Linked DNA regions of Homo sapiens: region 2 is linked to region 1. The links are chromatin loops, found by intact Hi-C in ENCODE. Cell type or tissue: heart right ventricle. All regions are shown on one strand. Each heading gives the region's core, and the rest is flanking DNA. Links, peaks and the distances in the headings are about the cores only. Region 1 overlaps ZEB2 (zinc finger E-box binding homeobox 2). Region 2 overlaps ZEB2 (zinc finger E-box binding homeobox 2).

The links. Hi-C counts contacts between places; a loop is a spot of excess contacts. Peaks named below come from ENCODE experiments on the same cell type or tissue, not always from the same donor. Only the 100,000 strongest peaks of a DNase experiment are listed, where the experiment ranks them.
Region 2: a loop joins it to region 1, with 3 times the contacts of the local background. A loop is called at or near these places in 54 of 110 quality-filtered maps.

Annotation. Positions count from the first base shown.
Region 1 is chr2:144,505,006-144,516,478 of GRCh38, reverse strand. All of the region lies in intron 2 of ZEB2 (zinc finger E-box binding homeobox 2), which reads left to right. Among named protein-coding and RNA genes, the nearest start is that of ZEB2-AS1, 8.9 kb to the left of the region's middle. RefSeq lists enhancers at 5,475-5,524, 5,555-5,624, 5,272-6,187. In heart right ventricle, for the core only: no CTCF peak of the experiment used is centred there; DNase peaks (open chromatin) are centred at 5,711, 5,968 and 8,195; H3K4me3 peaks cover 7,295 bases; H3K27ac peaks cover 8,000 bases.
Region 2 is chr2:144,450,505-144,461,977 of GRCh38, reverse strand. All of the region lies in intron 2 of ZEB2 (zinc finger E-box binding homeobox 2), which reads left to right. Among named protein-coding and RNA genes, the nearest start is that of ZEB2-AS1, 63 kb to the left of the region's middle. In heart right ventricle, for the core only: no CTCF peak of the experiment used is centred there; no DNase peak of the experiment used is centred there; H3K4me3 peaks cover 1,645 bases; H3K27ac peaks cover 7,907 bases.

The DNA of each region.
Region 1 (11,473 bases), core at 2,222-10,221:
AGGGGCACACGCAGATCAGAGGTGGGATATTAAAGGGGGGGGTGAGAGTTTGGTAGGTCCGTTTTGGAGACAGCCAGAGAAGGGACGCGGGGGGACAGAGAGAAACAGAGAGAGAGGAAGAGAGTGAGAGAGAGACCCCCTAGGTATTACCCCAAACAAAATCGTGGGAATAAAAGAGAAAAGTGATTGGCAAGAGCGCGGAAGGCGCCTGGGGGAGGGGAGAGGGCTGGGGACTAGCGAGGGTGCCGGGGGGGGGTGGGGGAGCTGACGGAGGATAACTGAGTTTAAAAAGAAAGAAACCAACCCCCGAAAACAAACAAGCGAACGAGCGCCAGCCCAGACTCGGAAAGGAAACTTCTCGCTCCCCTCGCTCTCAGCCCGATCACCCGGCGCGGGGCCGCGTAGACGCTCCCGAGGCAGGCGCTGGGACGCAGCGCCCACCCGGCCTCCCGGCCTCCGCAGCCCCAGCCCGCGCCTCGCGGGGACCGCCCGGGCCCACTTGGAGCAACTTTCCTCTAGAGAAGACAATTGTGCGCGCCCCCGGCCTGCCCCAGAGCTGCGCGGCGCGGGGAGGGGGCGGCTGGGGGCGCAGTGTGAGGTGCTGGAAGGAGCAAAACACAAAGACGAGAGAATTTTGATTAGAGACAAATGATGCTTTTCTCTCTCTCTCTCTCTCTCTCTAGGTTTTGTGTGTGTGTACGCGTGTGTGTGCGTGTGTGTGTCTTTTGCTTGTTGTGGTGGAGGTGTCGAGCCATATGGGGGAGTGATAGAGGAATTTTAGTCAGAAACTGTTCGTTACGTTATCCTGCCTTTCCCCTTTGTGCTGTCTTTGATCTATTTGCTTGGCTTAGTATTACAGAAAAACAAGTACAATAATATATTCCGAGCTGCTTCCCCAAGATTCAGTTCAGGCTGCTTCTTTTTAAGTCTCTCCCTCTCTCTTTCTCCCTCTCTCTCTCTCTTAATTTAATTTTTTTTTCACTCTGGTGTCTGGCATTATTTAAGGTGGTCCTTACACAGGAGACCTCCCCTTCCCCATCTCTGAGTAATTTAGTAGACACTAAAATTACACCTAATGTCCCCCTCTCCTCTCTTGTGTTTCCTCTGTTCCTTTTATTAAATGTTGGTTATTGATTTTCTAAAATCAATGTCTGTTGTGGGGCTTTTTTCCCCCTCTTACAAGTATCTAAAGCACGTTGCTGATCAACTGGATAACAAAAGCTTTGTGTCAAGGAGGCTTTTTTCCCTCTTCTGTTAAACAGTCATTTTTTTTTTTTGAGAGAAAAAGAGAATGAGATTTAAAACAAGGCTCCCAGAAGTGTTCTTTTGCAGGGAAGACTATTTAAAGTGTGCATTTCTTCTTGCCTTCCTCCTTCCACCTCCTTCGGGATTTTGCCACCGTTGACCAGCCTGGCCCTAGCAGTGAGGTCAGGCCAGAGCCCAGGTCTAAGGAAATAGAGGGATCCTGGCTTCCTGGGAACCCCTAGGAGACCTGGCAGAGAGGGAGGCCCGTTGGGCGCTTCGCAGGTGGAATGGAGTGCCAGAGATGTCCGCAGTCATGGACACTGCAAGTATTTCCCCTCCACCCAGCCACTAACTTGGGAGAAGCCTCCACATTCAGAAGTGGAAAGTTGAATTGCACATTTTAAGGCATTTAGCCCAGATCCTGCACACTTAATATCAAGCCTGTCCATTGCTTACAGCTTCTCTAACTTTGACTGTTACCTGTCTTTTTTTCCAAATAAGCTGTGGGAAAACATGCTGTATACTGGTTATTGTAAGTGTTTTTCACTGGGTTTAATCTGACCGAGCAATGTTCTGGTTTTGAGAAGCAGGTAGAAGAGTACTACCACCCCACCCCTTTTTCATTTTCTTTCTCATCAAACACATATCCAATGCCTTTCCCTTTGGGAATTGCTAGGATTTATCTGAACTGAGTGGATTTTTCTTCTTTCCTGGATTCATGGAAAAGATGTCACTTTTGAGCTTGTGTCTTTGCTGATAACACTAAATATGATGATGCTTATCAAAATCATATAGAAATTCCTGGAAAGAAATAATGGCAATAATAATCGTATAAGTAGAAGCTGGAAGGGAAAAAAAGATGGTCATCCAGGAACCTAGAATGGCACTTTATATAATTTTAATGAAGTCAACAGTGTATATATAGACTAAGGCGACAAGGAGATAAAACGTGTAAAGCAGTGTGTGTGTTTTAAAGGCTGGTCAAGAACGTGAGTTAGAAGACAATGCTATGTACATTTAATAAAAAGCAAAGGAGAAGGAGGCAGTTGAAGAAAAATAAATGTACAAAGAGAGAAACAAGTATCTGAAATACAACCTTCCAGATTCTCAGGCTAGCAAGATGCCTGGCAGAGGCAGTGCCAGGGCCAAGTTAACCCATAGCGGGCAGTCAGTCTCCTTTCCCCCACATGGAAAGGATGAAATCTCTTCCCAGAAAATAAGATGTGCAGGAGGAAAGAGGGAGTGGGGTGAGGGGGAAGGAGGCAAAAAGCGAGTTGCCCGCAGACAAGAATGTGTGTCGGTTTCAAGAAAGTTCAGTCAGATGATCCTCAGTCGCCTGACTCACTTTGTAACACTTTCACTGACGCTGGAGAGGAGGGGGAAAACCCAGCCCCCCTTTTTCTTTCCCCTGATTATACCCCACTATCTCCACACAGCCTTGGAGTCAGAAATGAGCACTCGGAGCGGGAGATGCCCTGCTGCTGCTTGCCACCGGTGCGGCCCGTTTGTAACTTGCAAAGTTTGTTGCTTTTGCCCCTGATTCGGGCAGCGGGTCCTGGGATGCTCCTGCTTCCCTCCTGCCTCCCACGGAGCCCGGGAAGAGGGTCTGCCTCCCCATCCCGCCACCTTCCAGCATCAGCCTCTGAAAAATCTCACAGAGACATGCACGTTGTAGCAAAAATCAAATCCGGAAACTGCTTGTTTCAGAGAAAGAAATGAAGTTGTCTTTTAAAGAAAAACTGAATTAGGAGGAGAGAAAAGGGAAATAGGAGAAGAAAGGAAAAGTTAAATTTGATTTTTCTCCAGAGTTTCCACTAAAGGGTTGGGGACAGTGTGAAGGAGAAGGGGAGCTTTTTACAAATGCCTTTGGTCTCTGAACTTCAGTGGCAAAGAACAGGGATCAAGTTGAATGTTCTCAGGGCTTTGGATCCTAGAGGAGAAACAATCAGAAGAGCAGAAATGGTTATCCCTGTTTAAAATAAGCCCTCACTCTTTACCACTTCCTTAAAGGAGTGGAGGTGCTGGTAGTGATGGTTAGAGGCAATGAGGGACGGAGAAGTTGCTCCCGTTTCAGAGATGCTTAAATGAAAAGGAAAGAAAATGCAGTCAACCCCTTCTCCAGGAGGTGCCTCCTAGCTCTCCTCCCTGAGAGGTGAAGTTGGGATGGGGCAACGAGAGTCATACACACTTAGACAAGGAAGTTTCCTTCGGATCACTGTCAGTCCAGACTTGGTTATCTTTGCAAAGTGTGGAAATCTTTGGCAAGTAGCTTTCTTCGTAAAGTTGATGAGCTTCTAGGGAGCCTGTTTTGCTGACTTTCAAAGCACTGGGGCAGGTTGTGTGGCAGGTACCAGTTCTGAGGGCGCTCCAAAGATATCCATCTCCATCCTTTTTTCTCTGTGGAGATCTTCTGCAAGTTTTGTCACGCTGCACACACACAAGGCTGGGGGCTATGTATCTAGGCTGATCTATTTGTTTTATTTTGGTCTGGAAAAACTAAGCCAATTGGGGTAGAAACATGCTTTCCTTCGTAGCAGAGCCAGTAGGCTGCTGGTGTCCATAGAGTGACAGTCCACCAGGACTAAGGGTGGGCTGAGGATTTTAAACTTTACATTGTTTCTCTGTTACCAGATACAAATAAATTCACGTCTTCCACCATTTGTTTTCAAATAGGGTAAAACCAAGATTAAAGTTCCCTGCTCAACTGCTATGTCATAGGTTTCAGTGTTTCCCTTCCTTCTTAATTTGCTTAAAGAAAATTCCAAGAGGTTATTAAAGACCTTGATGCCATATTAAGAATATTTCCTGGGAAAAATGTATGTCTACCCTGAAGGTAGGAAAGGAGGGCGTTGCTAGCCTCTAGCAGTGCCGCGTTTATTCTAAGATGTGGGAGATTCTTTTCCTTGCAACAGTTTTTGTCATCTGCATTCTTCCAAGGCTTTTAAGGTGCATTTTCTTCTGTGTGAAAGGAAATTCTTTGTCCTTTTCCTCTCAGCACCGTGGCTTCCCAAGGTAGACACTATTTTGTGCCTGTCACAGAGAGAGGGAGTGCAGGTTTGCAATGCTCACAGACAATTGATTGTCTGCCCTAATGTGTTTCATTTACATGTTTATAACGTCAATGGTGCTGGGGTGTCCACTGTACCATTCATTCCCGCATTCCCACAAGGGGGCAATTGTCTGAATGGCCAAGTCAGACACCTTTTTGATTGCTCTTTGGTTGTCTTTTCAGAGCAAAGAGATAAAGGAGGAAAATCTGTGATGCAGAAACACTAGTTGAAAATATACAGAATTAAATGTCACCACAAAAGCAGATGTTAACATAAGCCCAAATATGCTTTTTAGCCAAGATGTGAAGGTTGAAAAAAATAATTCAGAGCAGAGGGAAGGATGATTTAAACCAATAAATATAGCCCTATTCCCCCTCTTTACTTCTTTTCTGTCTTTAGCAATCAGAAGATGAAATGTAATTTTCCTTTTCATTTTTAAGCCTTGAAACATCCAGGCACCTCCTCATTATTTGTATGTTTGCTGTGATTTGTGAATTTTGTATATATTTACATAGCTCTGTTTATGCCAACAGCATCAGCTTACCACTTGGAAAATCTATTGAATGACTATTTGGGCTGTGGGGAGGGTAAACTTTTAAAAAGTAAGATCCAAGTATTTCTTCATCAAGCAGTTTTTAAAAGGAAAACGATAATAATCAGTAGGCTCCATGGAAGCCTTTGCCTTAATAGCTATGTGCCAAATACTTTTATCTTGTGTGACAGTCATGTCAGAGTGAAATCTCTCAGGAAAAGTGTAACTAGTAGTTACAAAGTAAATAAAGGATTTCATTTTAAGGTGTTCTGTAGTGTTTTTATGCTGTGTATGTGCATGTGTGTGTTTTGTCTTGTGTTTCCTCTGAGGAGGTAAGAAGAAAAGCCATCCATGCGTGTATCTTTTGGCTTTTCTCTTCTTTCCGTTCTCTCCTACATATTATGCATATATGTAGCCCACATGAATACACCTGTTTAAAAGAAAATCACAGTTCAGATGGTGCCTTGCTGGTTCATTTAGGAAACAACAGTTATTAGAAGTTGGTCTGATTTCGCGTGTGGTCCATGAAGACAGAAAATACCAACTCTTGTGTCATCTGGTGGGAGGCAAATGGGGGAAAAACTTTTATAATTTTGTAGTAAATTAGAGAGGGGAAAAAAACTGCCAGTCTGTGAAAAGATTTTTGCCTCTCCGGGAAGACACACACACACCCAGTAGCTGCACCGTTAGCTGAACCCCTGACACGGCGGTCTTTTGAATGCCTTAGGTATGATTTCACTTTCGCTCACATCAATGCTGACCTGAATGCCTTTCATATCTGATCCGCTGTGTCTCTCCCAGTAAACATCCCCTGAGGGGAGAACAAAGAAAGGAGCTCTTCTTCTTCTTAATCACAATTCAGCCCTTTCACCGCCGGCAGGCTCCATTTGCATTCTGCCACAGAAAGCCAAGATGAAAAGAAAGAGAGAGAGAAAGAGAGAGAGAGAGAGAGAGAGAGAGAGAGGCACAGGGTAGTAGCTGAGTAAAATAACTTAGGTGTTTGTGGCTGTTTGTTGGGCTTCCCCTAGTTACCAGCCTTATATAGCTGATGCTCCACCAGGCCCTGTCCCTCCTGACAGGCATATAGTGTTACAAGATGGCATGTCTGTACTATTCATGGCCACCCGCTCAACACTTGAGGTAAAAAGTGTCAGGAGGGGATCGAATTCTCCCCCAGAAGCCTGTTAGATTTGGGGTCAGGTGTGTGGACTTCCCGCCCTTAAGTGCTGCCTACGATTTGGCTTTAATAAGTCTGATTGTTTACCAGCGGACCAGAGAGGTGAGGGCCCTGGGGGTGGGAGGGACGGGCGAGCTGGAGACTGGGCCCCTGGTCTGGTTTCAGTGACGGGTCCTCACACCCAGCCTGAACACACTGATAAATCCTCAGGAAAACTGGAAAAGACTTTCCCATTTTTCCCCCTGACTTTTTATGATAATTCATATTTTCAAATGAAAGGGGAAAAAAGCCAAGAAGAAACTCTCAAATGAGCCAAAAAGGAAAAAAAAAATTCTCTGAAAAGAATTTTAGGGGGAAAAGTTGTGCTATTTTAAAAAGCTTTGAGGGCTGTAAAGTGCCACGTTTTTCACACCTTCTCCATACTTTTTTTTCAGATTTTTTTAGTATGTTTAACATTTGTGAGATGACAGCCTTTTTGTATCTCAAACTGGATGCTTCAGGATTTGTAGGGGAGGGGTTGGTGGTATTCACGTTCTCTTGTGAGAGAAAGTTTGTGCCTAAAGGCCTCCTTCCTGGGAACTGTTTAAACCCTCGCAGGCAGACCTGTCAGGTTTTACTGTGTTATTTGCCACCATTTTCAACATGCAAAAGTAACATGCAGTTAATGGTATTGGAATGAGACCACAGCAAGAGCAGAAACCTCTCGTGACAACTTTTCAGCGACATTATCTTGCTCCTAGACTGTCTTGTCTTTTTCTTCCCCTTTCTGAAACCACTTTTGAGATACCAATAATTTTCTCCCAACAATTAGATTAAGGATACAATGCGCTCACACACATGCACCACACACACACACATTCACACACACAAACACACACACAAACTTTGGAAGTGCAATCTCTTCCAACAGCAGAGTGAATGATTTGAAACGGGGGCTTTTCCAATAACCCTTGTGGAAGATTTCACTTATAAGAGCAAAACTAACGGATATATTAGAAGTTGTGCGAACATGTGACACAGATTCCTGATTTTTTTTTCTTTTTCCCAGAAGATTTACAGAATTTACAAAAAGAGATTATCCCTACACCTTCCACCCCTCCTATCCACCCCCATGACCCAAGCAATGAAGGATTTAGGCAGATTTACTTCAGTAAACACCTTTGGACACTTGCGGGGAAAGTGGGAGTCTGTTTGCAAAAGGAGGCTTTTGTTAAGTGAGGTACGGGGATAATGCTTTACCAGGCAGCTGTGATATTAACCTACCCAGCAATGCGGGAACACTCTTTAACTCTTTGAGTGCCTGGCCCCTTGCGCTCAGCAGATAAAATCCTGGCTCTCCAAAGACACTCAGAATTCTGGCTCTAGCAGTTTATTATTCAGACAAGTCTTATAGGCATGAAAACTGTTCAAGCTTTTAAAACAATGTGGTTTAATTAGATGAGGTGGACTTACATTGCTCATAAGCCCTCCAAATGGTGGTTTATAATTGGCAAGGGAAAAAAAAAAGATAGAAAAAAGGAATCAAGGCAGCACATTAAAAATTCCAGGAAATATCTTTAGAAAAGCTATTTTCATTTCTAGCTTTTAAAATATTAGACTACGGTAGCTAGAGGGAATGAAGCAGCTGGGGCCTCTCTCCTTCCTATAAAAGACACCAGAAGTTTGTGATGAAGAAAGGGGCTTCAACTTGAAAAGCTATGAGAGGCCAGTTCGGACAGTGATATGATCTCAGCCTTCGCATCTTTTCAAGGGGGAAGTACTGCCTATCTGTCCAAACCTGGGAGGTCATGTGAACCTCAGAGTCAGGGCCTCAGGCTGGCCGTTACCAACTTGAGACTTTCCAAAGCAAGCAGAGAGGCATTTATGAGGAAGGAGTTAATGGTTATTTTTTGCTGGGCACAAGAATAACTTTACAGGTGTTGCATTTGGGCTTAAATAAGATTGCCTTATTTAGTTTCGAAAAAGAGTGTAGGTGTCAACATTCGAGCAGCCACAAATGTGTGAGAAAGTAAAGGGTATGAGACATGACGGAATTAAAGGTGTTTGCTATGTTGTTACACCGTGTGTCAGGCTGCAAGCTCCCTTTGTCACAGCCTCCTGGTGATTTGACAGCGCAGATCTACTTCCCTTCTAGGTGAGACAGCATTTTTAAACTTGAGTTATAAATATGGTACACCCTTCGAGTTGCACCCTGCCTCCCAGATCCGTGAATCCTATTTGAAAGCATCTTGCCCTGAGACACAATGAACAAACGCCCGTATACAAGGAGGCTGTGGGCTCGGGGGCCCGGGCAGCGCCAGCATCACAGTAGCTGGCATTGACTGTTGTTTGGCAAGAAGGTCCTCTGCCAAATCATCCAATAATTAAGTTTTATGTTATTTGTATGAACGACCAAGCATGCAGTATTCCTTTTCAAATCAAAGGGAGGCTTAAAATTACTTTTTGAACACTTTCAGACCATGGTCAGGTCACAGTTTGGGGGCTGAATTAAAATGATCTCATTCATGATCTAATTGAGGTTGGCAAAACCTTAGCAGTAGCAGGAGTACATAAATATAAATCAAAGACCAAAATTTAGCAAATCATATCATTTGCTAGAAATCTGCTCATGAATTATTCTCCGATTGCCAACCCAGAAGTTAAACTTTGTCTCCCCTCAGCAACAGTAACTGCGCATATTTTTTCAGGCTTCTGACAGGAAAGTTAGAGGATCTGAAAAGAGAAAGGAGAAGGAAGATGATCACTGTGTCATCAGATATGGTACATTTGTGACCCAAGAAACTATGAGAGCTGATAAAGCCATGTACGTTTACAGTGGCTGCTGCAGCCTTGGTTAGAAATTAATATGGGTTTCTAAAAACCAGACTTTGGAAGAGCAGGCAGCACAGACACATTAAGAGTGTAAGGGGAGCAAACGTTTCAAGAAGGGTCTGATTGTACTTTGCTTTCATTTTTTCAATTGAGGAATGTAATCATCATAATGATTCATGATTATTTACAAATTTAGTTCTATCACTGAGCTGGGTCCAGGGATTGAGATTTGAAGTAGTGGTTAGAACTAGAAGACGATACGGAGCTGTTAGTGTGCATATTCAGGTTACCTTTCATTCTTTCTTTCTTTTTAACGCTGCTATAAAATTAAGACTCCAAATAACTTTTCCTATAATCTGTGGGATTAAATGTCATACTCTATTGTATCTAATCCATTTTTAAGTTGTAAATTTTTCTTGTTTGCTGTGTATGATTTCATCTTAAACCCACACAACACTTTACTATAAACTAGAAGAGGTCTAATTCTACAGTTGAATCTTTTGAAGTTAAAATTTTAAATCCTGTGTAAAAGAAGATGTTCTTTTAATCAAACAGTAAACACAGAACTGGTCAGTTGGCCACCTTTATATATCACAAATATATGAAGGTATACTTTTAAATCTTCAGGATAAACTAAGGTGGGAACATTTAAAAATAATCTCAGGTGAGAGAGGTAGATGACCACATTCCTGGGAATAGGTAACTGTCATTAATGATTTCCTAAAATGTATTCTACATTAAAAAAACTGTAATGGATTTCTCTTTAATAGTTACGTTGCCCATAGACAACATAGTGATTTTTGTTCTTTATATACTGTTTCTTATTTTTTTATAATAACTCAAGGAAAGGTACTCCTGACAAGATGATAGCCACCCCCTCCTCCCAAATATGAAATAATCAGTAATAGATGAACAGATTAAAATATTGTGCTATATAAAATCTGAGGTTTTTTTCTTTCTCTCAAATGGATGAGTAAATTTCAAGGAATTCAGTGCCCAAGTGATCTATAAATGTAATATATTGCTTTCAATGTTTCTTAGTTTAAGAAAGTATTTATTGTCTTGTATATCCAAGTAACTGTAATCAAGGAAATTGCAATTGCCTATTCTTGGAAGTACCTAAGTTTCTATTTTAGACACCATGCACATCAATGGAAGTGTTTCACATCATGAGAATTCTCAGTTTTAAGAGGTGAGGTTTATATATAAGGAACTCAGTAAGCTGTGTTTTCATAATAAATAGACCCATTAAGAGGGAAATATCTCTGAGCAAAATGGTTGTCCTCTAAAGATTTCCCATCACCTTTGCTCTGCTGATGGGAATTTGAAAACTAAATACAGCCCATGTGCACACATTCCCACATGCACACAAACACAAATGCACCCTAGGATCCAAACTCTGAGAATTTTCCTCTTTAACTTTCACTACAGTCATCTAGCTTGTGAATGAAATACACTTAAACAAAAATAGTAGAGGCGAAGAATTAATGTAGATTCTTGTTTAGTAGGATTTATTGTAGGGGGGAAATGTGTTCCCTATGCCACATGATTCTTACGAAACTTACACCTATTAATCTAAGCTTTAAGTGTATTATTTAGGATAAATTACTAGCTTTCTGCTTTTGTACTGTTTTCTCCCATTTTCCTTCAGTATTACCAATCTTAACACAGATTATCCTAAACTGATTGCAAATTATTATGGTTTTTAAAACAGCATTCTGGAGTCCTGAATAAAGATGGTATTTTAAACTAGTGTTTACAATATACAGAATAAAAAAGGGTGGGGGAGATTTAAAACCATACCGAACACTTAGAAATGTGTGGAGTTTTATACTTGTGCAGATAAGTGTGAGGTAGCCTTGCCCTGTGAAACCAAGACCACAAATGATACGTGTCAGTAGGTTCTTTGATAGGGCTTCTGGCCACAGTGTTTTTGTGCTGTCAAACTGCTATGTTGAACAAACACCTCCTCTGGGACAGAGTGATAAATGCAGAGACAGGCTGGCTTCAACCAGTCTCAGCAACCTCCTCAACCACACCCCCCACTCCCAGCCCACCTCCTACCTCCTACAATCCAGCCACCTCCCACTCCACTTTGCCCCTTTACCTGAAATTGACATTTATATAGAGGTGCCCAGGATTTTTTAAGGTGTCAGTGGTGAGTAATTGTTGATACTCCCCAAATCTTATGAATCAGTACTCTGAAACTGCAGGCAAAGTCCTTTTTCTGGCAGGCTTTATCTAGTCTTTTTAAATGGAACTGGACTGAGCTTCTAAACTTTTGCCAACTTGAACTTTTTCCACCTTTGCTTAATCACTTGAAAACCACTTGCTTTCCTTGTCTTTCCCCCAGTCGCTTTTTATTTTCTAATGTTCAAGCTATTACATTGTGCAACACAGACAAAATTTTGCCTTAAAAAATCCAAACACTATTACCTCTTACTTTTCACTTTCTAGCATTCTTTTAGGGCTAACATTTCAAATGTATAGTCAACTGGTCTTTTTTTTTTTTTCTTCTCTCTCTTGGAGCCATTATTCTCTGACTAAAACCTGTTTACTGGTGCCTTTGTGTGTGCGTTTTTTCCCCCTGACATTAAATGAATTTCCATCTTCTACTTCTGCAATCTCTAAGAAATAGATAAACCATTATATTTTTTC
Region 2 (11,473 bases), core at 1,079-9,078, 53 kb after region 1:
TGGGTGGAGGATTTCCTTTAATTATGAAATAAGTGTGATGTTAGTAGTTATTTCTGTAACCTGGTGAAAATGCTGCATATTTCAGGCCTAATTTTTAGCATATGTTACCACGTGTGTAATAAAACGGTGATCTGCGCTCTCCGAATCTTTTGGCTGTTAAGGAGCACTCTGATTATAACTAGTTGCTGTAGAAACCTGGTCATCCAGATGCTTATCAAGAATGCATTATTATTTTTTAAACCTTGGTGGAGAAGCCACAGACTGCAGCAGTTGGACAAGGTCACATATCGATGGAAGTGACATGTCTTTCCTCTTTCCATTGTGTGATCGTCCAGGGCCTGGGGGCATTAATATGCAACGGTTCTGTTTTTCTTTCAGAAGGACTTGTAAACTCTTTAAACAGAGGCACACAGTTGCAATTGTTGCGGTACTGAGTGGGTGTATAGAAGCTAGGGCTGCAGCCTTGTCCAGTTGCAGATAGAATAAAACTGACAATGATGCAATGGGCCTGGCATGTAGACAACTCTGTGGGATGGATGAATGGTGCGGCTCTCGCTGTCCCTCCGGTGGTGGTAGGCCCTGTAATAGCTAGCGTAGGAAGGGTGGTGAAAATTGATATGCACTATTACTACACGTATAAAACTTAACACTGGGGCCATTGCACAGGTGGGGGGTTCCTGTTTATTGATTTTTATGAGTTTGTTAGAACATGCGCTTAATGCTTTTATACTCCGGGAGCTCTGGGAGGGCTCACCTTAGGTAATAAACCTTTCCGTACTTTGCAATCGCTCACAATTTACATGGGGACTCACATTATCCAGTACAAAGCCCAGCATTCCCCTTCTACTTGGTTTTAGGAGTGTGATAAAAAAAAAAAAGAAAAAGAAAAGAAAATAACTATAGCACTTACTTTGAATTTTTTGAAAACCTGTCCACTCCCGCTATGAAAATGGCCCCTAATTCTAATTACTCATATTTCCAAGAAAAATTAGTCACACAAACTTATGTTATGTGTTGTCTCAGAGGTTGAAAGCAAATCAGGTTTCCAATAAGACAGTACATCAAACAAAGTAGCATGTTCTTGATGCCGATGACTTTTTTTTAGAATTATGGTTGGACATTTTTGGCAGACAGATTGTCTTTTGCTCTATCAAAATGACAGTTTCTTTTGTAACTGCAACATTCATAATTAGAAGGAGAGAAGCAATCTGCCCAATTTAATATACTAAAAGAAGTTTAGAGTCTCTGCTAGTAATTTCATTATTTTTAAATTTGAATTAATTGACTTAAAATAATACAGTTAAGAAGTATAACCAGCAGGATTATGGAGAAAGGTTTCTTTTTCCTTAAAAAAAAACAGTGCTCTCAGTGTTACACTTAAGATGAGATTGAAATTTTCTTTTTTACGCCAGGTGCCCCGTTCTAAGATTCAGAGCAGCAATGTGAATATTCATCCTTGCAGTGGAGCTGAGAGAAGTTGTAGGGCAAATCCTGGGAACAAGGTCACTTTAAACAAAAAAGTTCTCCAAGTTTCCCATGCTTATAAGGCTGGCTGGGCTTAATTAAAGTCAATGGATGACCAAAAAATAAATAAATAAATAGAGAGAGAGAGAAAGAAAAGAAAATGAAAGAACAACCACCCACCCCATATCAGTCTCTTTCTAGGCCTCACTTCACATTGTATACCTTAGCCGTTGATGTTCAAGCTCTTTACATAGATCAAGAATAATATTTCTTAAATCCCTTAACAACACTGACGTGTCCATGGTTTAATCACTCTTCCCCAGTCCACATCTCTAACCTACGTCACTTGGGTGGCCCTCACCCACAGCACCACAACAAAAACAAAGCCAGAATTGCATTCAGAATGAAATCATCATAACATAGCAACCTTGTTCAGGATGTGACCTTTGGGTTTCAGCAACCCTGTCTTATGCAGCCCTGGCCAACCTTAACCTTTCCTGTTGGCTCGGAGGGTAACCTTTCTTCATATTTTCTTCAGGATCTCTCCTTACGGGACCCAGTATGTTGCATGCCTATGATGCACAGGGCCAAAAGTTTCGGAGTGTTAAAATCTACGAGCCTGTTTTCCTCTATGAGAGAATGAAGCCTGCACTCATTTTAAAGAATACATACGTAGCAAGATCTCTTTTTACCCTTCCTGTATAATTTTGGTTATGCTTAACTCTAAAGGAAACCAATTCTCTTTAGCTCTGTTACCTTATTTCGTACCTTAGCTGATTGTCATCTTTACATGAGCATCAGATATGGATGTGACAAAGATTTTTTAGAAATAATAACGACCAGTGCTTTATGAGTTGTGAAGTGTTTTTCTCTCCCACAAGAAATTACAACACAAAGTGCCCTATGCATTTTTTTAGTATGTTGATAAGACAGCAGGAAATTTTTTAACCCTCAAAACTTTCTGATTATAAGCTGTGCTCTAAATTTACACGGGCAGTGTTCCAAGTCCCACACTCCTTTACAAGTATATCATTACAGACCTGCAAGTGAGAAGGTAAATTTCCCCATGGCAGTTCTGAAATCTGACTTCAGGCTAAGAGGCCATGGACTGAGAGGGCTGATTGTGCTGGGTACCTACATATCAAAATCTCCTCTAGTATTTTAGTAGTTCCTTCTGTCCTTTTTGCAGCCCCGTGTCCTACAGAAGTGACATTTTGTTCCATTTTCATTTATCTTACTCTCCTTAGTTGTATATCAAAAGATATACACATTTATATAACCCAAGAAGCCAGGGATTAAAGCACAATATTTCTTAACACAGCTTCCTCTAAGATCTCCAGTAGCTACCTAATGCTTAAAGCTTGGGCTGACGTGGGTTATGGGGTTATAGTAGCTTTATAGATATTTCTATTTGTGTATGCTATGTTTATATATGTAATACATATATGTGTGGCTTAGGGCTATACTGACATGTTATTTTCTATGTGTTCATTTATTATAAACAGCAGGCAAGCAGACGTTTCACCTCACACCTCACTCTGGTCTCTATCATTCAAAAAATATTGCAAGATTCCCATTCTAAATTAAATACATCCGAGCTTACGTCTTTTATCAATTCTTTATTCTTGGTATCTCAAAATTCTGGTCTTCGTCCTTTGTCTCAAAAAGGGAAACTGCTGAAAGCATTTCCACCTGGATGTTTAAATTATTTAAGTTGCAGGAACCAGACCTTTTCCCTCCTGAGTAGTTGTGGGTTTTAAAGGCTAAAATTGCTTCATCATGCCAAAGTGAAAGTATGCATAAATTATTTAGTTAAACCTGAGAAAATACAGACTTTTCCCAGTGATCTTTCAAGGGCTGCCTACTTAAATTTCAGAAGAATGGGCAAGATTTTTTTTTCATTCTCTTAGAAAATTGAAGTATCTCTTGTGTCTTCTGTCAGTTGGAATGTGAACAAAATTACAAAATGGTAATTTTTTTAAAATTCCAAGCTTCATAATATCCAGTATATCTATATCATTCCAAGGTGAATACTGTGATAATCAATCAATACCAGGAAGACTCCTCCAGCTGGCGAGAACTGCAAACCCTCTCTCAATGTATTCTTAGGAAAATCAGGCAACTTGTTATAGGTCTTTCCCTAGTGCCAACCTAAAGACTGGGGGGCATTTCCGATTCAATTTCTAGTCATCCAGAGTTGGTATTTCAGTTTTAAAAGTAGAAAGTTAGGTAATTTTAAGATGTTATGAAAACTTTGTTGACATTTTTAATTTGCTTTTTAAATTTACCTTTACTTCAGCAAATAAAAATACCAGAAAAGTGTGAAGTTGTGTGGTGGTGGTGGTGGTTGGGGTGTGTGTGTGTTTGTGTGTGTATGTGTGTGTATAAGATAGATAATATTAAAGTAGCAATGAAAACAGCCCAGAAATATAGGCAATTGAGGCCCAATTTCAAGTTTCTGTAGCATAAGGCATGTATATTACAGAATGTACCACATTATGTATCTGATCTCTAAATTCGCCTTAGTATAAATGCTCCAAGTACATTCTTATGACCAAGAAAAGAATGGTATTTTTAATTGAATACCTAACCTCAAATCCTGAAAGAAACATTAATTGGGACAGGACAAAATGTCAACAAAAAAGTACTTATGTGAGTTATTTAGTATACAGCTGTCTGTTCATTTGTAGAATCCATTTGAATTTTATGTTCAGAGAAATTGGGAGATGAGAGTAAATATGGGGGGAGATTGGCATGTAAATTTGTTGAGTTTTCATGAAAAAATAAAAATTTAAAAAACCTTCCAAGCAAAATAAAACCTGTTCCATTCACAAATGATGGATGTCACTGATCCCATTAATACCTGTTACATACCAGGTCCTCTTCCTTATATCTAACTTGCTTTTTCTCCCAATTTCAGTGTAGTTGCTCTTGACCTTGCCTTTGTTCTTCTCTCCTCCTTCTCTCTTCTGCCCAGGCACAGTTATGTCCACTAAACCAGATGAACAAGATTTCATACTGACACCACCATACTCTGTTAAATAGTTAAAAATCCTATTTTGGCTTTTGTTTGCTCACTTAGATTTGTACACCCAAGGTGATGAAGAGAGCACAGATAGAATCTAGAGACAAATAGTTTCTGGAGTCAGGAATCAGATCCAGATTCTAACACGAGGTGATGTGGGAAAAAGTCAGTTAAAATTTCTGAGATTCAATTTACTCATCTATAAAATCATCCTCATAATAATTGCTCCCCCCTTCAAAGGTTTGTTATGAGGAGCAAGTGGAAAAATGTCTATTAACGGGCTCTGCTGTCAGTGGATTAATGCATAAATCCAGGTATTATTATATAATCAAACTGTCCTTTTAAATGTAGAAGAAAAGGGTTTTTAAGGCACACATGAGATTCTGGAAACGTAGACGTTATAGAAAGTCTATAGGGACTAAAAATGCATTGTCTTCTATATGCATTTATCTTGCCAGAGGTACATGCAGACCTTTGGGGGGTGCTGCTCTGGCCAGGACAGTGGTGGAGAGCTCTGACTCTTGAGTGTGAGAGCTGGAACGATTGAGAAAAGACAGGAGGGAAACTTCGAGGTCAGGTGACTTCTTTCTAACTACAGCAGGTTCTCAGATCCCTAGGCTGGCCCAAGATGAGAGAACAGTCACCAAAGAGAGTCTGGCACAGTAAGCCTAAGTCTCAGTGTCATCTGATTGTGAAATCTGCTTGTTTGCATACTCATACAGTACCAGAGCTTAAGCCCTGGCCACTGTACGGATGACTGTACAAGAGCAGAATCTAAGACCAAGGGGTTGTTTTTACTAAGGAAGAAAAATTTATTAGAGTTACTTCAAGGAAATCTATTAGATTATCTCACCAAATACATTAATAGCATCAATTATTGTATTTTACATAATTTTTTTTACACCAGATACACAGTATATTAAAGAATTTGTGGAAGTCCCCCATGTGAACCAGTATTAACCATGATAAGAGTAATCAGGACTGGCCCAAGAAAGGTAGAAATGAGAATTTATAAACTTGTCTAATTCTCATTGCTTGAAGAAAATTGAAATGAAAGAATCCAAAAAGGGATTTATGAATATTTTTTAAAGCTTAAAAAGCCCACATACTTATCATCGAATTGTCTGCTTACGATAGGAGCTGGAAGAGTCCCTTATATCCACTCAACTGTACTTACATTTTAAATGGTTGTTTTCCTTTCTCTTACACTACTACAAGAGAAAGGAAATGCCTAGGCAAATAAACTCAGTTAAAATAACTTTATGGTTGTGACACAGTTTGACAAAAGCAAAGGAAATTCAGAGTCACTGCTCACACTGTATCCTCAGCTGATTCCAACTGTGGAAAATAAAATGCTTTAAAAAAAAAAAACAATGGAACAAACTTGGGATGGATTTAGTCTTAGTCTTAGAGGCAGCCTTCTTAAATGCTGAATCTCTGAGTTCGCCATCTTTAAGTTCTTATAAGAGTTGCAATATCTGTATTCATCATAAATCTAGTCAGAGTTAAAGAAGAGTATTTGGTTAAGTACTGCTTGGAAAATATGTTGTCCTTTTTTAAGATTATGTGATTCTAACTCAAAGCTGTAACTTCTTGGGGGTTAATAACCTACCTTGAGATATACTTTAAGTAATAATAATGGCTTCTTGGGATTAGGAAAGATATTAAACTTACCCATTTCCAACGATCCTGTACTATTGCAGGAGAGATGTGGGGAGGGAGAGAAAGAGAAAGAGAGAGAGACGAGAGAAACATTTTGACCAAAATTCCATATTCACTATTGCTATGCAAATTATAAACCTAACAGAGAGGTGATGTATCATTTTTATTAAACTTATGCTGCACAAATAGTGTTTACATAGAAGAGTATAAAGTTAATTCCCTCCCGGGAAGCATTTCTAAAAAATATAAATTGTATTTTGAGAGTTAATCAATTTGTTTTTTCTCTTTTGGCATTTTAATTGAAGCTTCCAAACCGTATGCTTCCTCAAAGTATCAGAAGGCAAATATCAGTCGTGTGGTTATAAAATCAACTCTTAATTTTCTTTCAATGAAGTAGCAGATAGTCAGCTTGTAAATTTTACCTACATTACTATGGAGCTGCAGTGCTATAAATTCAAAACAGTGTGCAGGTTGGTGGAAATTGAGGTCCAGGCAGCAAGGCATGTCCATAAACTTTTCTCAGGTTATTGGAACAGAACGAATCAAAAGCGGTTCCTGGTTGTATGATATTCTCTTTTGATAGAGCAGGCTGCTTGTTGTTAGCAATCCAAGTGCAGAGGTTAGTCAGAGCAGAATGTAATTTCTAGCAATCTGACAGACCTGCGGATTGAAGCGGCAGGTTTTCCCTTCCGATTTCAGGGAATTGCTTCTTACTGTGACAAATGATTAGCTGTTATCTCTGACTGAATTTGATTTCTACAAGCAGCTGAGTCAGGTAACTTTGCAGCGTTTGAGGGGGTTTTTTACAGGAAATGAAATCGGCTCCCTAGTCATATGTGGACCAAATGAAATCTTCTCTGTCAGGGCAAAATTGTGCTTTTGGTTAATTGAAGGCAGATTTAGCATAGAGGGTGTGTGTGGTGATGTGTGTGCAGGGTGTGTGTGTGTGATGCTCTGATGGTGTAGGCAGGCACACCCATGTGTGTACATTTACAGGAACGAGGGATCATTTCATGGATTCTCTCCCAACTTTGAAAATCCTGGGTTCAAACAAAATCCCTACATTCTGAGCAGGGTTGAAGCTTTTAGAATAAACTATAAGTGGAGACAGTCATGTGGGTGTCAGAATAATGAGCCTTCATATAAGGACATCCTGTTTCAAAAGAGTTTGAACTGCAATATTAATCAAAACACAATAGATACTCACTGAGCATGGTTTTCACAAAAGTATTCATCAAAGGGCAGCTGCATTCAAAGCAAGAGATTTAGGTAAAATAAGTTAATCCTTGATCTCATCCAGGTTTGTGTGTAAATTTTGAATAGGGAGGGGTTCTAGTGATAGCAAGCGTCCTCTGGATGATAAAACAAAAAACGTGGCATGGGAAATTCCAGGTTTATCTTGTGCTTCTTGTTCGCTTTTGATGGAATCTTAATAGTGACTACACAATTAGGATCAGGTTTATCCTTCTGTTTATAGTTTGTAATTGCTCTGGAAATCCTGAGTTTCAGTAGTTCAACTTTTAGTTTTTAAGCAGTCGGTGAGTTTTTTAAAAAGTTACTATCGGATAATGTTTCATAGTTTCTAATCCTATTACAGCAATGTAAAATAAACTGTATTTCCCAAATACGAAGCAACATCTTTTATTCCCAGACCTCTTACTTTGCAAAGAGGAAACACCATCTTTAAGGTCATACTAGTAATACTCCTTATTTTGTGATGAACATAATATACTTTGTTTATAAATCCTAGTTTAAAACAACAGAGATTTGTGGTAATTGACGAAGAGTAAAAAAGTCACAAATACTGAATCTTCATTTTTCAGATGTGAGCACAACATTCCTAGGTATGTACTAATATATTCTAACACGGCATTGCGCTGTCATCAAGACTTTTGTCTAAATGTCACCACTATTATGAGCAATACTTTTGCTAAATTCTTTAGTTGTATTCCCTAAATGGCAGATACCTTTGGACCTCTCTCTCATTAGCTATTAAAAAGAATAGTTCTTTGAAAATAACAGTTCTGTGCTCCCTAAACTTCTTTTGTTTTTTGTTGAGTGATGTCAACTTAGAGTTCCACACTGATTGCCCTTCCTCCTTGCTTTGTCGCCACAAAAGGGGTGAGGGGGTGCCGGAGTTTGACCCACACCTCTGGTTAGTATTAATCACACAGACATCAGGTAATCACCTAAGTGCACTCAGACATACTAATAGAATGATTTACAGACCAGGCCCTTTGTGTTTTTCTAAATCTCATTTTAATTTATTTAAAGTGACAGTGAAGCTAGACTCCAAGCTAATGAGTCTGCATAAAAATGATTTCTTTTTCCACCTTTGTGTTTGCTAAAACTTTCTGACTCTGAAATCCTGTCAGTGAAAAATTATTTGAGATGAAACACTGCAAAAGAAGGTAAGGGGAAAGGAGACAAAGAATATGATTTGATCATCAGAGACCTGCCCTGGGTCCAAGTGGGCCTCATGGTAGCCACAAGTGTCCAGATCAGACAAATGGGGACTTTTGCATATATGTTTTAGTGCTTCATCCAGACTTGAGTGCTTCACAGAGTCTGTGAGGCAACTCACATCCTTTGGTAGCTAACAAATTGGTCCTTTCTGACCAGCAAGCAGTTTAAGAAAGCTAAGCTGTGTTGTATGCGTATTAAATATAGCACGAACTGCTTGGCTTTGCTTAACCTTAGTTGTATTAACAGATTGTTTGTTTTGATGACTGCGCCGTTAGCATGCCAGATGATAAGGAAATGGTTTTGGATTAGTTAGGACCTATAATATAGAAACTAAATAAGATGATAGACTTACAAGGATATACATTTCCTGTAAAAAAAAATGAATTCCCTTATCAGGATTTACTTGAAAGGAATATGTCTTATTACAGAAGGAGAATGCCTTGAGGAATGTGGGAAAGATTAAAGGCTTTTGTCAGTAGTTTAGGTTGGGACCAGGTTTCCTGTGTAGCCAGCCCCCCTGTCCCCACGTAAATGTTTTGCTTTTCCTCCTCTCTCTCTTTCTCTTTAAGGGGAAGAGTAAGCCCTTCTCGCTGCCTGGCGGTGTCAGATTAAATACCGAGATGGCGACAGGAAAAAGGCTGGAAGGAAAAACAAAAGACAGGGGGGTGAGAGTTATCAGGTTGGCGACGGAACTGCAGGCTTGTCGGACTCCAATTTACAGAAATCCAAACAGATTTTAGTTGACACGATCTGCAATCATTACCGCCGGAGCAGAGCTAATTAAGAAATTAGCTTTCCTGATTGCCTGTTCTCACAGTGATGAGTAGTTGAATAATGTTGTATGGCTGAAATGTTCTAAAACCAGACAGTTTAACAAGTGTTTAGCCTTTTGTGGTGATGCTGTATTTACTTTATCTATAATATCTGTGCTGCATCACTATTTGTTTCCTCTCCTTAGAAGCACCCCTTGACTTTTTTTTTCCTTTTCCTTGGTTCACCCTCTTCTTCTTGGCATTAAGTCAGAGCTTCCCCCCTTACTTCAGCCGCGTATAGGAGAGAATTATCATACAGATTTGTGGCATGTGGTACAGAAAAGTTATCGGAAACTTGTGGCACATTCAAAAGCATATTTCCTACCCGTCTAGGCATTTTTCACAAGAAAATATCAGGTCCAAAGTGGCATTTGAAGTTTCTGAATCTGACTAAATGCAGAGGTGATTGTGAATAAATAACATTAAAAGGCTTTAGTCAGCAAAGATACAGTACGAGTGAGTGGAGCTCATTAGAAACTAGCCGTGGACCCCAGATATGTCAAAGGGGGGTTTGCTGAGAGGTGACCACGCAGTCTTCATAACTTCCTCATCTCTCCCACAACTATCAAACACATAGGAAGATGTTATTTGGAGAAAAAAAATAGTTATGTTTAAAAAGCTTGACAAAGAAATTAATCAAAATGAGCTTCATGGACCTTGTAAAATATGGTCCAGGCACATGTAATGCATATGTAATAGGCATGCGTACCGATGTGTCCATATGGACAAATAGAAAACCCAAGAGTTAAAAGTTTCTGCAAAAAGACAACAACTTCTTTCCAAATTAAATAGAAGGCTTATTTGAATATAAACTTTCTCGCAATACAGCAAAATAACAAAGATTGGACAAAGGTTTCCAGGTGTCACTGTTGAAACTGCAATGGGAGGTAAGAGTATTGCTAGCTTCCCAAATGAACCACAGAAGGGGAAGTTGCATCATTCAAGATGCTTATCCTTTAGGATTTCCAAGTTTTAAAATGTAAATATTCATCTATGGAAAAACCAAAATTTCCAAGTTTTCCTAGTACACCTTCAAATCATTTCTACACCTAAGAAAAATAAATACTAATTTTTCTTAATGAGGCCTAATAACACCTTTAACTTACCAATTTAAGAGACGCTAAGTCAATACAATGTGCAGGTCCCTTCTGGATATTTATTTTCCTAAGCACAAATTCATTTATACCGAAAAAACAGTGGATGAAATACTAGAAAAATCTTTTCTGCACTGGACCTCTCTTTTCCAGATTTACCTAAGAGAATCTTACCAGGAATGGAGATAGACTTTTACTTCCTAAGTAGATTTAAATTTAACACCAATTTATTCACTCTAGTATTTCTATATGGGAACTAACAGCTTCTATAGGACCTCTACAAAGTGCCAGAAATATGATCTCATGTGTAGTAATAAATTTAAATGTGTTTTCTTTTACATATTCTATCCCTCCGTATTTTCCCAATCTCTTCCTTTTTTATGACTCCCCCACTCTCAGTTTCTAAAATCACTTGTCCACTCCGGAGACCCAGGGGCACTGCCTAGAGAAGGAGCTAACTTTAAAAAAAATAAACCAGGCTGGTCACAGTGGCTCATGCCTGTAATCCCAGCGCTTTGGGAGGCCAAGGCAGGCGGATCACCTGAGGTCAGGAGTTTGAGACCAGCCTGGCCAACACATGGTGAAACCCCATCTCTACTAAGAATACAAAAATTAACCAGGCGTGGTGGTGGGCGCCTGTAATCCCAGCTACTCGGGAAGCTGAGGCAGGAGAATTGCTTGAACCCGGGAGGCGGAGGTTGCAGTGAACCAAGGTCATGCCACTGCACTCCAGCCTGGGTGACTGAGTGAGACTCCAGCTCAAAAACAAAACAAAACAAAAAAAGCACCATACTCAGAGCTGCTATAAGTAACATGCAGTTGTAAGCCACACACTTCTTTGCATGATTCTTATTTTAAAGATTGGAAAGTAGAATTCGTATTTGTTTGTTGTACTAATTCCAGTGGTATACCTGGAATTAATAAATGGTACTAAGACACTAAGGCGTTAC